Regions from separate parts of the Homo sapiens genome. Here region 2 is linked to region 1. A link is a loop called in an ENCODE intact Hi-C map of the cell type or tissue named here. Cell type or tissue: endothelial cell of umbilical vein. All regions are shown on one strand. Each heading gives the region's core, and the rest is flanking DNA. Links, peaks and the distances in the headings are about the cores only. Region 1 overlaps HIVEP2 (HIVEP zinc finger 2). Region 2 overlaps ADGRG6 (adhesion G protein-coupled receptor G6).

Region 1 (5,390 bases), core at 275-5,274:
CAAATGGCTTCATAGAGCAAGCTGGACGTGTGCAGCCCCAAGTTAAGGGAAGGGGTGGATGTAGAGAAAGAAAGAGCAGGCCACCACTAAGGGCAATTCTAGAAGGGAGAGCCTAGAGTTCCCACAAGAGAAAGCTACGGTGAGCCTGCTTTGTGGTTATAGATATTATCATTGGAAGCTTTTAATCAGAATTCACTTTGAACCAGGTGAAAGGAAACTCTGGCCTTGTTTAAAATTTGTCGGTTTGGAAATTATAATTCTATTCCAGGACAGGAAAGAATGGGTAGTTTTGCCTTAGTCTTATGCAAATTTTCTCCATTGGCAGCAGCAATAGTGTTATGAATGACATTTTAGGTTTGAGCCTGGGAGCACAAAATTACCATTTTTGTACATATATTTATGCATATGTATGCCTTTGGTTAACATATGTCTTTAATGATTAAGACTTTCAGAGCATTAGAATCATAACTTTTCACTACAATAGATTTAATAATCTTCTGTTACTTCGAGTACTTGAATTTTACTTTTATTATAAAAAGAATTTTTTTCTCCTGTAACATACTTTCGGATGGCACATACCCACACAACACCCTCAACTCCAGCAATATTCTTCCATTCTTCTCTTTCCTCCCACACTGGCTGACAATGGGAAGAAAACATATCCAGAAACAGAATGAAATTATTAATGAATTATACCTTATGTGTTTTTTTTAATCTTAAAAGAGTTTTTCCTACCAACCCACAATACGTTGGGTATTGCACAATGGATTCAACAGAAAAGCAACTGAGGATTCCACAGGTCAATACAAACATAAACATTCAATCTCTAAACTTTTTTTTTTTAATGAAGAGAATTGCAGAGGGATGAGCATACTTGCAAGCTGCAAGAAGGAAGTATTTGAAAGAGAAACCTAATATTTTAGCTCTCCTAAGTCAGGTCAGTAATCTCACTGAGTTCTATTTCCATCTTTTCATCTTGGGAACTATGAAATTCGTCATCTTATTGTAAGCATTAAGAAATGGTACTTGGAAGACTTACAAATCTTATGTTTCACATTAATGTTAAATGCCATGACTATGGTTTAGCCACAGTTACTGTCCGAGGTATGTTTCTCTCCTACCAAACTTCACTATGCTTCCTGTTCTTAGTAAGGAAGTCAGAATTTAGGCAATGAATTACGGCAAAACTGCTATTTCAAAGCATCAAGGCTTGAATGTTAACAAGATACCTGTAACACTGCGATTGGGCCGAACAAGATCCTAGTATTCAGGATGTACCAACAGAGTCACCTTCCCTCCCGTCAATCCAATGCACACACACATGCAAACACTCACTAGTGACAAGAAAAAAAATATTAATATGAGAATGCTAAATTACTGCTACTTATGAATGGTTACAAAAACAATAAACACATATGAATGGTTGCAAAAACAATAAACAAAATGCAAACAGGCACACCCTAGTGAGACCACGAAGTGTGTCTTCTACAAATCTCTTCCCCTTTCTATCCTGGTCCTGTTCAGGTGACCTGGCCTAACCTGGACATGGGGTCTTTGCAGGCTGCACGCTGCATCTACTGCAGAAAAGAGCTGGTAAGATTTTTCATGCTAGGTTGTCAAAAATGTAACGTGTTCTCATTATGAAAACATTTACATTAAGAAAACAGCAAAAACAAACAAAAATCTTGGGACATCATGAAACTTAATACAAACAAATAACTGTTGGTGAAGAGACAGATTTGGGGGAGGGGTTTTGCAAGAATAGAAGCAAGACTTCCTCCTCTGTGGGAAATATTAGTAATCCTATTAAGGCACAGTGCAAGGTGTGTCATAGACACTAGAAGCAGATATGGTTTACTTTCAGTTCTCTGAGGTGATTCTTATTGGAATTGAAGTGGCTCTTCTGAAAACAATTAATCAACAATAAGTTCTCTCTCCCTCCCTCTCTCTCTTTCTCTCTTCAAAGTGTGTGTGTGTATATATACGTATGTCTTTTGACTAATTATTAGGCGTAGTCCCATTTTTTTCTCCTTGGTACCTATCACTATAATCATCTGTGTTTCTGTGTCACCTGCTTTTAGAATTACACATGGATATTACCAGAAGTTACAGAGTTAAATTTGCAACAGCACAGACTTCTAACTACAAGCCTGGGACCATGGTGGAAACAAAGGTTCAGTTAAGGAAGATTTCCCGAGCCAGAATTGATGTCCTCACTAACCAGGCTGCCAGGCTTAAATCAAATGAAGGTCGATGCAATGTCCCCAGAGGAAGCTGTTCAACTCGCCGGGTCGGTTCCCCAGAGCCCTGCCAAGGAGGCTCCTCAGATTGACAGCGCCCTGGCAGAGCTGCTGTCTTCCCCAGGCAGAGAGGCCCTCCCCCGGACAACAAGCTGGGTGCAAACTCGTCTTCCGCAGACACCAAAAGAGAGCACAGCAAAGCTAAGCGACTGGGGACAGCCACTTGTGGCTGAGACAAAGGCAGGCTCCCCCTGCCGCAGGACGATCACTAGGACTGTCAGGCTGTCGAAATGTATATTGCAGACAGGACATCCCTCCTGGCATCCAGTGTGAGCGAAGTCCAGGCCACGGCAACAACAGCCTGGCCTGAGGACAGCCTGCACCACACATCAAAGCCAGAGGCCCTGGGAGGCTGGCCAGCCGCCAAAGACGCCTGAGAGCGGCAGGGGAGTGTGTTGCCTTAGGACAATAGCAAACTGGGACGTGGTAGAGTCTGTAAATTCCAAGCACTGGGGAGGTCTTCTCAGAGATTTTACCCTCTCCTGTCAGGGCTGTGATTTAATTTCCTTTGAAGAAAAAAAAAAAGAAAAAAGAAAAGAATATACATTCCCAAATCTTCTGTCTGCAAAGGCAGACACCACAACGCAAGCTTAATGCACTCTGGTCCTTCCCGGCCAGCGGCCACTGTCTAACACAATACAGCTAAGTGAGATGTGACATTCTCCCGGTCCCCTTAATAGGGCATTAAGTCTAAGGAGTACTTAAGATCATTTAAATGCAAACATCATTGTTCCATTGCTACTAGACTCCCAGATATTTCCCATCAATTCTGTTTAATTAGAGTAGCACCACACGTTAATTATAACCTGACAGTTTTATTGATTTCACAGGGCACATCATACAGTCCCATTTTAGGTACCAAGGACTTAAGGTGAAGCATGAACCTCTCAGTCACAAAGATGACTCAGCCTCTTGGGCTGATGAGGTTCTGATTCTTCTACCAGGAGAGGTTTACCCACTTGCTCAACAGAAATAGTTCAGTAATCATCTTATGTCCTCACTTATTTCACAGCGTTTTGCAAAACAACACATCAAAAACAAACTAAGGAAAAAAAAACCTGTAAGAGTGTAAAAGAAATATCCATCTCCCTCTGTTCTGTGGTCTTAATCTGCAATTCTTAAGGACCAGGATGAGGTGCTGTGAAGGCTACGCAGGTAAAGCTGGCACCAAACAGAAATATGGTGCACTTCTGCCCCTGAAGCGACTGGCCCCACTTTGAGAAGCCATGCTGTAAACATGCTCATTAGAACAGAGAGGACTGGTCAGTTTTCCTTTCAGAGGAAATGAATATGAGTTGAGATCACTCAACTCTAATCCACCCTGTACCTCAGGGTTATACTCCCAGCAGCACATGCTCCACTAAGCCAGCAGTTTGTCATAGCCCAGCGTGTCATCCATAATGGCATGTTGGGGGTGGAATCACTTCCAATTCCTCACTAATCTGGTGCGGGGAATGCCAAGGTACAGAGTTTTACTTGATTGCATAAAACATAGAGCTATTTTCAGCTTCCAAATCATCGTTCTGGCTCTTTCACCAGTCCTAAAGCCATATTACAACCCTTTAAAAACATCTTTTCTATTCGGTTTTCCCTTATTTTAATATAAGCAAACACTTAAAGTAATCCCACTAAGTCTCTGAAATATGAAGCCATGAAATGTTAGAAAAAAAAAAGACGAAAAAGAGTTTAAGAGTTTTACACATATTTGCGATTTAAAATGGTCACTGCTGCTATGGTAGTGGGACTTGAGTTATCTCCAAACTCCTTATAAAAACCCTGGGCAATTAACACTTAGCAGGACTTCGGTGCCTGATGACAAAATCAATTCTGTTATAGTCACACTTCGAAAAATGACTTTGAAGAGTAACAATAAATAATGAAAATTAAACAACTGCTAACTGATATAGGAAGAACTTCAGCTATTTCTGTAATAATTCCACTGGGATTTGTGCTGAACATTATAAAAACAGGATGTTTTGTTTGTTGTTCTTCATAAAAGACTACTGAACCAGTATAAGACTCCAAAATATATGAAGACTACAAATCTACATGAAGTCTACTAATATTAAAAAAAAGCTAAGTGGAATTTTTATTCATGTATTTAACATTTTTGCTCAATGTAAGATGACCTCAGGAAACATGTTTCTTATTTTTATGAAAGCCAAAAGGAAACACAGTTATATAACATAATTCTGCAATGGTTCAGCATCACAGTGCAGAGAACTTAATCCTAAATATAGGACTGTCACAAATCAGTCTTCACTGCTAAGACTTCTTATATTTAACATTAACAACGGATTATCCCATGGTAACCAGATACCTGTTCCATTTAGTTAGAGGCTAATCCTAACAACATAAGGATTCCAATAGCAAACTTTTTTCTAATGTTACCATCAATGAACTGTGATGAAGCTACTGCACCAAGAATGAACTTAATATTAGTGGATTTAGAGATAACTTAAAGTGGTATGATTAGCACACAAATACAGTCTTATCTATGGATGTGGGATGGGGGAAGGTATCACTTCTGTAAATGAAACCATTATTTTTTACTGCTTAAGTAAATGAAAACATTCATATCCTCTTTTCCTGACACACACAGCTGTATTTGGAAGTGTAGAAGAAATAGGGAGGAAGTATGTTTAGGAAAGAATTGCACCTGAATATTTTCCTAAAGGCTGGGCATGGTAGCTCACATCTGTAATCTCAGCACTTTGGGAAGCCAAGGTGGGAAGATTGTCTGAGCCCAGGAGTTCAAGACCAGCCTGAGCAACATAGTGAGACTCTGTCTCTAAAAATAAAAATTAAAAAAAAATTCAACTGGAGCATGGTGCACCTGCAGTCCCAGATACTCAGGTGGCTGAGGTGGGAGGATTGCTTGCATCTGGGAAGTTAAGATTGCAGTGAGCTGTGATTGTGCCACTGCACTCCAGCCTGGGCAACAGATCCAAACACTGTCTCAAAAAAAAAAAAATCTGAAACAAATAGTTGGGCTCTGCTCTGTCCATTCTGATGCTTTTGAAATAGCTGGAAAAGTCACCCAAATAACTGCTGCTGCCATTCCATGAACTGATCTCTATTTAAATCAAG
Region 2 (5,390 bases), core at 232-5,231, 430 kb before region 1:
TAGTTGCATAATTTTGAGAAGATCTTTACTCATTTACCTAGTTAAAAGTATCACTTTATTATCTTAAAATATTATTTAAATAAATGGATTCAATACATTGACAATATGCATTGCTCATATTCCATTTTATACCATGAAAGTCAAATAAGGTGGTTTCAAGCCATTTACAATCAGTTACTACCATTCATGATTTTTGTATACATAAATGGCACATTCTAAGAAAGCAAACCTTCTTTGTTCTTATGTCTTCATGAAAATGTAGATTAACCCTCAGAAAAAATTGTTGGTTCATTAGTGTGTAGTGTATTTGAAAATGAGTCTTCTTTTTGTGGAAGTTCATTTTAAAATATGTTAAAAATTAAACTTGAATCAAACATTTGTGGAACTCTCAAGTTTGAACCTACTGATTAGATCACCTCTAACTGCCCACCCAGAGCTAACATTTGATTATTCTAGGAATCCAAATTATTCTAAGCATTGAAAACTTTCATAATGGTATCCATTTTACAGATAAACTCTGTATGGCAGAAGAGACTGAGGCAAATTTCTCTATAGAAGGTCTCATCCATTATAGAGAAGAAACTGACCTGCTGTTTTCACACTGTTTGTTGATTCCTTCAACAGAAAGTTTTGGAGGATGGAACACGTCAGGATGTGTTGCACACAGAGATTCAGATGCAAGTGAGACAGTCTGCCTGTGTAACCACTTCACACACTTTGGAGTTCTGATGGTAAGGGGGGAATTTCTAAGCTCATTTTGACATGCTGTAACTTTGGATGGCATACTCCTTTTTTGTATGTATTTTTAGATTATGTATTTTGGGAATTATTTCCTGATAGTTTTCATCTGTACCGTGAATCTTAATTCTTAATAAAGAATCTAATTAGCAAAGATCACATATTAAAAATATGTGAAAGTAATTATAGAAAAGAACTTTCTCCCTTTTTTTCCTGTAGCATTAACAGTGATGATAAATAATCCCAGAAACAAGAAAATCCTCATGAAACTTTTTAATTAAGAGAGAAACAGAGTCAAAGAGATGGACGGGGAGACAAGTGGGAGGAGGGAGAGAAAGTTAAAGAAGAAAATGTTGGGTGTTACTAACATGGAAGGGAATTGTGAATAGTGTAATCAAAAAAATTTTTCTTATGTTGTCACTCATTCAATATATTTGAACGTTGCTTTGTACCTGGTACTGCACCGAGTGATCTCCCTCCTAGAGATTGCAGTTTGTTAGGACAGACTAGTGACTAGGGTTAGAATGGAGACTTCAGAGCTGCAAGAGAGATAATGGTTATGATGTTTCTGTCACTCTTAGGCCTCTATATCATTCTTTCCTTCCTTCTTCCATGCCCCTGTTTTATCTTATTAGCCAGCTTGCCAAACAGTTTTAAACAAAATTAGATTGCGTCAATGTGTTTTTCTTATCCCACCAAATTTTAAGACGCACCACGCATCCAGCGACTTCTTTGAACTCATCCATAGATTTATACCTTTCCCTTTTATCCAGTTTACCTGTGATTTTGCAAACACTTTTCTGGTCTCCAGGGTATGCTCTGGGTTGTAGCATAGCCTTTGTTTCTGTTTGGTTTTCATAAAGGGACCAAACCACATTTGTTTTTTAATAGGAGATAGGAGTGATGTGAGCTGAGGCAATAAAGCTTTTCAAATTAGAATCACAGACGTCAGGTTTTGTTTATTCCCGCCTTTAAATCTTGCACCCTTCTTCCTGTGGGGACTGGGAGGAAGCCTTGAGGATCTGTGGGATGTAGTATTTGGCTCACAAATCTACTCAGCCTATGTAAATGGCCATTGTCATATGGCAACCCTGCAAGTTGTAATTTTCCTGACAATCAAGTACATAAATGCTCTGCAGAATAAGAGCAAGTCATTTAAAAAGGTGATAAATCATAGAAGACACCTTTTTAACTATCTAAAATACAAATATTTTCCTTTTGCTGTCAAAGCATGAAAATGAACAATTAACTATTGCATGTTTTCCTTAAGTAATTATAAAAGAAAATTCAGTTTCCTTCCATGTTCTCTTTTTTGCAAAAGTGATAGCAGGCATTCTTTCAAAGAACACTTATTTTTTGTGATTACTCATTCAGGTATGTAAGCTTTAGCTTAATTCATTTAAATATTTCAACTATGTGCATGTTGTAAGTCTGGTATTAAATAAATAGATAACAGTAACAAAATTTACTCTTCAGAGATGATTTATATGAAGCCAGAGTTTGCCTGCCCACGACTTCATATGGCCAGTTCCTTCATATATTGTCTAAATTTTATTATGAGTTTGTAATTACGCATTATTTTTTCTGCTGCTATCTGATTGAATGGTTAATTATATATATATATATGTGAAGATAAGCATCATTCATGTTCTCTTTCCATTTTCTACCTTGTCTGTTTTTGTAATATTAAAAATTGCTGGTAGAAAATCTTTTCAGAACATATCCTTTTTGGTGATGTTCTCTTATCTTTTCAGTTTTTCCAGACCACCAAGACTTTGTTAAGAGTTTTTCTTGACTTAGAAACTCTTTATTCACTTGTATAAGATATTCCCAGAGTCTGCATTGTCCCATGACACATTCACCAGTTCACCATATGAGATGCTAAAACAATGCACCTCATACCTATAATTATATCTTCTGGTCTACAAATATTTCAAGAATTTAATGTCTTCTGCTACATTTCTTTGTACTAAAACTGGCTTTCATGAAGATTAGTACATTTTCATATTGGCTATATCATAAAAGTTTTCATATTTTCATTCTCTAAAAGAACAAAACAACATGAAATTGTGTATAAATCTGTAAACAAATCTGTAAGCAGCCTTATTTAATTTCTATTTGAAATTCTGGATTTAATTGTGATTTGCAAGTCATAGGTTTTTCAAGAATTTGTGACACATCACTTGGCAATCTCTCAAAACCATGATTCATCTCTCTGGGCTGATGAATCATTGGTTGAGTTAGCCTATCTGTGAATCAAGTGGCACCAACTCAAACCCCATCCCATGTACCCTGGGTGCCCCGTGTTCTCCCAGTGTTTTAAGGGATTCCTGGGATAAGAAGATAGGGGGAGCCCCCTCAGACTCTGAGCCTCTGCTTCTGCTGAATTCCATCACTTCGTGCATGGCTTGATGTTGCAGAGATACTGTACCTGTTCTTTACTGCATCAGTGAAACCTGAAACTAACCCACATTTCTTTATCACACACACACACACACACACACACACACACACACACAACTTAAGGCCTGTGTGTGAGTAGCAGATTTTATTGGCATTTTGATGACAGTTAAAGGCAATTTACATATAGAAGGAAAAATCATAAACATTTTCTCCATAATTTAAAACCTAAAAGTTTACGCTAGATATTCAATACATCCCTTCTGTAAGAACACTCCATTTTTTAACATCTACATAAAGGAGGTACTTTTCTCCTCCAACCAGGATTGAGTGAGTGGTCTTACCTCAAGATTTATTCCTATCCCAATCCCCCATTTAAGGCAGAAAAGAAAGATTTTTCTACCAAGTCCAGACCTGTAAGTCTCCCTTAGCACATTGAAATTAATACTTTATATTAATACACTGGAAAGTATTTACTTCTTTCCACTCCACAACAGCCCCAAATAATTTAAATTGTATCCTTTCAGTACTATAGGAATAAAAAAGTCTATGACCCCCAAAAGTCTTAATGGCATCTCAGTTATGAAAATAAAGACAGTCCCACCTCATACATACCAAGCATTGAAATAACCAGGGTTAGGAGCCTCCGCACCACCCTTAGAGCCTGGCAGTCACAGCACCAGCACCAGCCTCTGGCTGAGCTCCTTGCTACCTGGCAAGGAACCTAAAGGCTTGAGGGTTTGGCCATATAGACTACTGTGGTCTCCATTTGAACTGGTGCCCCAAGCCCTGCAACTGTTAGGAATGGGCCTGATGGTTTATTATGCAAGGCAACCGTCTCCTCTCCAATTTCTGTTGAGAGTCCTGGTGGTTTTGATCTTCAGGTTATACCGGTTTGCAGAAAGCTTGGGAAAGAAGGTAATGATGAAAAACAATGTGTAACGACTTCCAGAAGTAATGCTGCATTTTTTTCTTTTATTTATTGATCGAAAATAATATAATAAATGGAAATTTTAATATTGATTTACACTGTTGGTTTTAGCCCCTGAGAGTAAGCTGCTCTAATGTTAACAGTGAACTTTCTAGTGAAACAGAGAACCATTCTCATGAGAAGAGAGTTTCTTACAGCTGCTCGCCATGTTTTATGTAGGACCTTCCAAGAAGTGCCTCACAGTTAGATGCAAGAAACACTAAAGTCCTCACTTTCATCAGCTATATTGGGTGTGGAATATCTGCTATTTTTTCAGCAGCAACTCTCCTGACATATGTTGCTTTTGAGTAAGTATATTTTTAATCTGCCAAACCCATTGCTAACTGTTCCAAATGTGAATAAGAAAATTGCCTCGGCTTTGAAAAACATTTATACACTGTAGGGTGGTTGAACGTTAATGTTCATGTTTCTGATAAAATATATTATGTAACATGAATTTTCCAGCTATAGAATTTTAATTTATAATTGCTGTATTTCTATTTATAAAATGCATTCAAATCTGTTAGAAATGATTAACATTTAAGTAAGTAAAAATTATATAAGGTGCTTTCTGTATTGTAAAACATGAAAATGTTTGTTTTATAATCTTATAAAATTAGTCCTGAAACAATTTTTTTAAGATCCTTTTAACTCATTAAAAATCAAAAAGGTTCAAATAATTTAGGGAAATTATTTTTTAAGAAAAATGTCATTCTTACAACTCTAGAATTTTTCCTGGGTTAAAAAAAAATTCAGTTGAAGCCCAACTGGGAATTGTATAAACAATTGGAAATAATTTTGAAGTAAACTAATATTTTTAAAGTCTTTATAACTTGCCAAATACTCATAAATATCCTTAGCCCCTCCTTTTAGCAGAACCACATCAGAAAGGTGGTGCTACTTATCTCATTGCAGGGTTGTATAAGATACGAATTTATACAGGCCTGTGCTTAAAAGATTGATATACAGTATTAGTTCTCTCATAGATTCCTTTTTTCATTTTTTAGGAAATTGCGAAGGGATTATCCCTCCAAAATCTTGATGAACCTGAGCACAGCCCTGCTGTTCCTGAATCTCCTCTTCCTCCTAGATGGCTGGATCACCTCCTTCAATGTGGATGGACTTTGCATTGCTGTTGCAGTCCTGTTGCATTTCTTCCTTCTGGCAACCTTTACCTGGATGGGGCTAGAAGCAATTCACATGTACATTGCTCTAGTTAAAGTATTTAACACTTACATTCGCCGATACATTCTAAAATTCTGCATCATTGGCTGGGGTAAGC

Evidence for each region. Peaks named below come from ENCODE experiments on the same cell type or tissue, not always from the same donor. Only the 100,000 strongest peaks of a DNase experiment are listed, where the experiment ranks them.
Region 2: it touches region 1 in a loop (2.9-fold over the local background); 1 of 110 quality-filtered maps calls a loop at or near these places.

The regions. Positions count from the first base shown.
Region 1 is chr6:142,843,462-142,848,851 of GRCh38, forward strand. The region is part of intron 1 of HIVEP2 (HIVEP zinc finger 2); the gene reads right to left. Among named protein-coding and RNA genes, the nearest start is that of HIVEP2, 99 kb to the right of the region's middle. RefSeq lists enhancers at 1-34, 2,528-3,221, 3,278-3,327, 4,674-4,743, 5,314-5,390. In endothelial cell of umbilical vein, for the core only: no CTCF peak of the experiment used is centred there; DNase peaks (open chromatin) are centred at 1,800, 2,650, 3,630 and 4,650; H3K27ac peaks cover 2,605 bases.
Region 2 is chr6:142,410,681-142,416,070 of GRCh38, forward strand. It overlaps ADGRG6 (adhesion G protein-coupled receptor G6), which reads left to right. Exons shown (of 25, transcript NM_198569.3): 18 at 625-731; 19 at 4,289-4,416; 20 at 5,116-5,384. Among named protein-coding and RNA genes, the nearest start is that of ADGRG6, 110 kb to the left of the region's middle. RefSeq lists enhancers at 2,812-3,106, 2,832-3,126. In endothelial cell of umbilical vein, for the core only: no CTCF peak of the experiment used is centred there; DNase peaks (open chromatin) are centred at 1,771 and 2,951; H3K27ac peaks cover 4,183 bases.